Linked DNA regions of Homo sapiens: region 1 is linked to region 2. Evidence: chromatin loops called from intact Hi-C (ENCODE). Cell type or tissue: HCT116. All regions are shown on one strand. Each heading gives the region's core, and the rest is flanking DNA. Links, peaks and the distances in the headings are about the cores only.

What was found. Peaks named below come from ENCODE experiments on the same cell type or tissue, not always from the same donor. Only the 100,000 strongest peaks of a DNase experiment are listed, where the experiment ranks them.
Region 1: a loop joins it to region 2, with 2.4 times the contacts of the local background. A loop is called at or near these places in 5 of 110 quality-filtered maps.

The regions. Positions count from the first base shown.
Region 1 is chr3:47,982,936-47,985,849 of GRCh38, reverse strand. The region is part of intron 2 of MAP4 (microtubule associated protein 4); the gene reads left to right. Among named protein-coding and RNA genes, the nearest start is that of MAP4, 32 kb to the left of the region's middle. In HCT116, for the core only: no CTCF peak of the experiment used is centred there; a DNase peak (open chromatin) is centred at 1,559; H3K4me3 peaks cover 791 bases; H3K27ac peaks cover 1,551 bases.
Region 2 is chr3:47,909,454-47,912,367 of GRCh38, reverse strand. It overlaps MAP4 (microtubule associated protein 4), which reads left to right. Exons shown (of 21, transcript NM_001385682.1): 9 at 1-2,914. Among named protein-coding and RNA genes, the nearest start is that of MIR1226, 61 kb to the right of the region's middle. In HCT116, for the core only: no CTCF peak of the experiment used is centred there; a DNase peak (open chromatin) is centred at 1,397; H3K4me3 peaks cover 996 bases; H3K27ac peaks cover 1,484 bases.

The DNA.
Region 1 (2,914 bases), core at 298-2,797, 73 kb before region 2:
CAGTTGTCCCAACAGATTCAACACATTCCTTTCTCATTTTTTTCTTCTTGTCTGCAATTAAATCTGGAATCACGTTAGTTTTCATGTCTCTTCAGTCTTCTTTAATTGGAACAGTTCCTCAACTCTTCTTTGTCTTTCATGACCTTAATATTTTGAATAGTATGGGCAAGTTATTTTTTAGAAGTCCCCTAATTTGGGTTTGCCTGGCATTTCCTCATAATTAGATTCAAGTTCCACATTTTTGGCAGTAGTACTATGTAAATATGATGTGTCCTAAGTGCACCACATCAGGAAGCACATGATGTCACTAAATCACATTATTGGTGATAATAACTTTCATCACTTGTTAGTGTCTGCCTGTTTTCTTTACTGTAATTTTTTTCCAATTAAAAAAAAGCATTTATTTATTTAGAGACAGGGCCTTACTCTGTCACCCTAGCTGGAGTGCAGTGGCACAATCTTGGCTCCCTGCAGCCTTGACCTCCCCAGGCTCAAGCAGTCTTCCAGCCTCAGCCTCCCAAGTAGCTGGGACTGCAGGCATGCACCACCATGCCTGGTTAATTTTTTTTTTTGACAAAGTCTTGCTCTGTTGCCCAGACTGGAGTGCAGTGGCACCATCTTGGCTCACTGCAACCTCCGCCTCCCAGGTTCAGGTGATCCTCCTGCCTCAGCCTCCCGAGTAGCTGGGATTACAGGCATGCACCACCATGCCTGGCTAATTTTTGTATTTTTGGTAGAGATGGGGTTTCACCACGTTGGCCAGGCTGGTCTCAAACTCCTGACCTCAGGTGATTCACCCACCTCTGCCTCCCAAAGTGCTGGGATTACAGGCATGAGCCACCCCCCAGCCTAATTTTTATTTTTATTTTTTAATTTTTTTTAAGACGGGGTCTCACTTTGTCTCCCAGTCTGGAGGGCAGTGGCATGATCTCGGCTCACTGCAACCTCCGCCTTCTGGGTTCAAGTGATTCTCCTGCCTCAGCCTCCTGAGTAGCTGGGATTACAGGTGCGTGCCACCACACCTGGCTAATTTTTGTATCTTTATTAGAGACAGGTTTTCACCATATTGGCCAGGCTAGTCTCGAACTCCTGACCTCATGTGATCTGCCTGCCTCGGTCTCCCAAAGTGCTGAGCCACCACCCCTGGCCACCTGGTTAATTTGTGTATTTTTTTTTTTTTAATAGAGACAGGGTTTTGTGATGTTACCCAGGCTGGTCTTGAACTCCTGGGCTCAAGCCATCTGCTCTCCCCACCCTCCCAAAGTGCTAGGATTACAGGCATGAGCCACCACGCCCAGCCTCTTTACTGTAAAATTTATATTTTTCTCCTTGTAATGAATAAGTAATTTGTGAGGAGATATTTTGAGGCTATGTATGTATCCTGTATCTAATCCAACTTTCACCTACTATTTTAGTATCTAAGCAAATAGCTTTTGAATAATTTTCTGGTTTCCAAGCCAGTTGAAATGTGTTCTGCTGCATCTTATATGAAAGTCACATTTTATGAATCAGAAATTCCCTTTTGCACATTTTAGGTCAAAAATACCAGGGAGGCCGGGCATGGTGACTCACACTTGTAATCCTAGCTCTTTGGGAGGCAGAGGCGGGAAGAGTACTTGAAGCCAGGAGTTTGATACCAGCCCCAGCAACACAGCAAGACTGCATCTCTACAAAGAAAAAAAAAATAAAAAATTAACTGGGTGTGGTGGTAGTCTTAACTACTCAGGAGGCTGAGGCAGGAGGAAAGGCAGGGAGAAAGTAAACAGATATGTGCAAATGAGACTTCCATTATGCATATTATTCGCAATTAAATCTCATTATTTATGCCCTTCACTGGAAAAAAAAATTACCTTTAATTGCACAGATCATTTATAAAAAGACTGTTGGAGTTATGCTCCAAAGCCCACAATGACAGAGATAGTGTGTCAGAGGGACACAGGAGTCAACTGAAAGAGTTCCCAATAGCCAACACTGGAAAAATTTGAGCAACAAAATAAATAAAGTAGCATTGAATTAAAGCTCAGTGGACGAGGCTGATCATGGTGGCTCACGCCTGTAGTCCCAGCTACTTGGGAGACTGAGGCAGGAGTACCACTTGAGCCCAGGAGTTTGAGACCAGCCTGAGCAACTTAGTGAGACCCTGTCTTTATACAAATAGAATTGTCTGGGCGTGGTGGCTCACTCCTGTAATCCCAGCACTTTGGGAGGCCGAAGCAGGTGGATCACCTGAGGTCAGGAGTTAGAGACCAGCCTGGCCAACACGGTGAAATCCTGTTTCTACTAAAAATACAAAAAATTAGCCGGGCATGGTGGCACATGCCTGTAGCCCCAGCTACTCAGGAGGCTGAGGCATGAGAATCGCTTGAACCTGGGAGGCAGAGGTTGCAGTGAGCTGAGATTGTGCCACTGCACTCCAGCCTGGGTGACAGAGGGAGACTCAGTCTCAAATTAAATAAATAAATAAATAAATAAATAAGCCAACTGTGGCGGTGCACACCTGTTGTCACCATATACTTGGGAGGCTGAGGGAGGAGGATCATTTGAACCCAGCATTTTGAGGTTACAGTGAGGTGTGATTATACCACTGCATTCCAGCCTGGGCAACAGAGCAAAACCCTCTCTCTTAAAAATTAAGTCAAAATCTTTGCCGGGTGCCATGGCTCATGCCTGTAATTCTATCACTTTGGGAGGCTGAGGCAGGCAGATCACTTGAGGTCGGGAGTTTGACATCAGCCTGGCCAATATGGTGAAAACCTGTCTCTAATGAAGATAAAAAAATTAGCTGAGAGTGGTGGCGCACGCCTGTAGTCCCAGCTACCAGCTACTTGGGATGTTGAGACAGGAGAATTGCTTGAACCCGGGAGACAGAGGTTGCAGTGAGCCAAGATTGCGCCACTGCACTCCAGTCTTGGCG
Region 2 (2,914 bases), core at 137-2,636:
CCAGTGACCGCAGGTCAACCCGGCCCAAGCCTGCCAGGGTCCCTCCTGAGCTGCTGGGAGGCTCTCCTCCATGGAAGACTCTTGATCACAGGCTGGGCCACTGCTCTTTGTCTGAGTCAGGTTGGGTCTCTGGTTCATCCTCCTGTGGTGGGCCTGGGAACCAAAGAAAAAGTATTCATGTTGACTCACTTGAACCCCAGAGGGATCTTGGCAGGGAGGCCTGGGATATAGAAAGCACACCAATAATGATGAAGAAAAAGAAGAAGAAACCAAAGCAAAAGAGATATTCTCAACCACGGGCTGGAGGACCTTCGGATGATGACAATGCAGATAAGCCTAAAGGTCATCCATTTGCAGCTGACACACAAAAATCAGGTGTTCTCCCCAGCCAGCCTACCACTATGGGTACAGAATATGGACTTGTATCTGGAGAAAACTTGAAAAGGGAATGTTTAGTTAACTCCAGTGCAGCCAGACTGGTAGCTGAGAACTTTGTCTCAGAGAGTCTCAGAATTCCTTTATATCCTTCTGAAGAAGCCCCCAAAACTGCAATAAGTTCTCAGTCTAAGCTGAGAGTAGAGGAAGAGAGCAAAAGTAACAAGTCAGTACTACAAAACCAAGACAAGAAATTGCTGAAGCAACATGAATACAAACCACAGCCTGCACCCCACCTGAAGACTCCTGTAGATAAAAGCCAGTCAGTAGGCCCTCTCAATCTGAAAGGACCCCTAGCAGAAGTTTCTGCATACAATGTAGAAACCCCTTTGGATATCAGACTTAAAGAGGGTTGCTCTCCTTTCTTGGACCAAGAGGTTATGGGTGTAGTTTCAAAACCCACAGCAGCAAAAGAAATACCAAATTTGGTACCCACTTTGATAGCAAGTAATCCATTAGAATGTAATCTAAAAGAAGGGAATAATGAAAGTAAAATGACTAAACTGCAGAATGTCAAACTGAAGGAGTTTCCTGAAGGAGCTGAAGAGGATAAAGAACTAAAAAAGGAAGCTTTTCCCAACGAAAGACAAGAGATCAGCATCTTTACTTCTGAGCAGCTGCAGGGCCAAGTGTTGGTACAGGTCCCTGGGGTAGAGAATGAACCATTTAAGAGAATGGCAGGTGATGGCAAAAGCAGGAAGGGAAGGGGAAGTTCTGGGAAAATGAGAACAGATTCTGGGAAGGTAAAAGCAAAATCTGAGCTGCCATTTCTTCTGGACAGCCAGAAGGACGGAAGGGCTGTTCTCATACCGAGTGAGCCAGTCTCTAAAACTGAAGGAATGACTACTCAGGATAAGAGTGAGGAGCTGGGGCTGAATTCTTCAAAGCAACCAGGCACTAAGGCTGATCTCACGGAGGCAGTGGTGATGGGGGAGCCTAAAGAGATGACTCAGCCTAAGGTGGCAGGCACCATGCAGGCATTGATTCCTTTGGAAAGTGGATCAGGCATGACTCAGACTTCTGGTGTTAGCACAGAAACAGGAGATGTAGTCAAAGATATGGGTGTCAATAACCAGAGCAAGGAAGGAAGGTGTCCATGGAAGGATCATGAGGCAGCTCCCTGGATTTCTGAAAAGCCTAAAAAGAGAGGCAATGAAGGCAAAAGCAAAAAGTTTAAAAATAATTATTCCACACAGCCTGCTAGAATGGAGAGGAAGGAAGAAATCCTTAACCCACCTTTTGAAGGGAAGGATGGAGATACTGGTAGTATTCCCCATAAAAGCAAGGAAATAGGATTTACTTTCCCCAAAATGCATGATTCTTCGTTCTCACATACACCAGATACACCCACAGTGGAAGCAGTTGACAGGAAGGGTGGAAATTTTCAGGTTAATTTTGTTGAGCTTGGGACTCTTGGGGAAAACAAGATAAGCACAGTCAAGGCTTCTACTGTTACTGAACCACCTGCCAAGGTGACAGATGTGAGCTGCCAAGAGCAAATCCAGGGGGCAGGATTTGTTCCTTCAGTAGTATCTGAGGAGAATAAGACAGATGCAGCCAATAGATACACTGCAGTGGCTGACAAACCAAGTAAAAGGAGTAATGATGGAAAAAGTAAAAAGGTTAAAAATAGTTCTCCTGAGAAGCACATTCTGGAGAATAAGATAGATGCAACAAAAATACATGTTCCCATGGAAACCACAGGGGACCAGGGAATTGAAGGAATGGCCTATATGGACGAAAATAGAAATATTACATTTACCTGTCCCAGAACACCATCAGAGCTGATAAATAAATCATCTCCTCTAGAGGTTCTGGAATCAGCAGCCTGTGAAAAACTGCCCACTCCTACTCCTCAAGTAGTAAAGGAAGGTGATTCCTTTCCAGATACCTTGGCAAAAAATGGGCAAGAGATAGCCCCAGCCCAGATTTCCAAATCATTAATGGTAGATAACTACACCAAAGATGGAGTCCCAGGTCAAGAAAGACCCAAGGGTCCCTCTGCTGTTGTGCCCTCTACAAGCACAGGAGGAGTTGCTCTACCTATTACAACAGCCATAGAAACAGTTAACATTCATGGAGATCACTCTCTTAAGAATAAAGCTGAGCTTGCTGATTCCATGAAAAATGAAGCAGGGATCGATGAAGGGCATGTGATAGGAGAATCTGAGTCAGTGCACAGTGGTGCGTCTAAGCATTCAGTAGAGAAAGTCACAGAGCTAGCAAAAGGTCACCTCCTTCCTGGAGTGCCAGTAGAAGACCAGAGCCTACCAGGAGAGGCCAGAGCCCTAGAAGGATATGCAGATAGAGGTAATTTCCCAGCACATCCAGTGAATGAAGAGAAAGAGACTAAAGAAGGGTCTGTTGCAGTTCAGATTCCTGACTTACTGGAAGACAAAGCACAAAAGCTCAGTTTTTGTGAGGACCAAAATGCTCAAGATAGAAATTCCAAAGGTTCAGATAGTTTGAATAAGAAGGT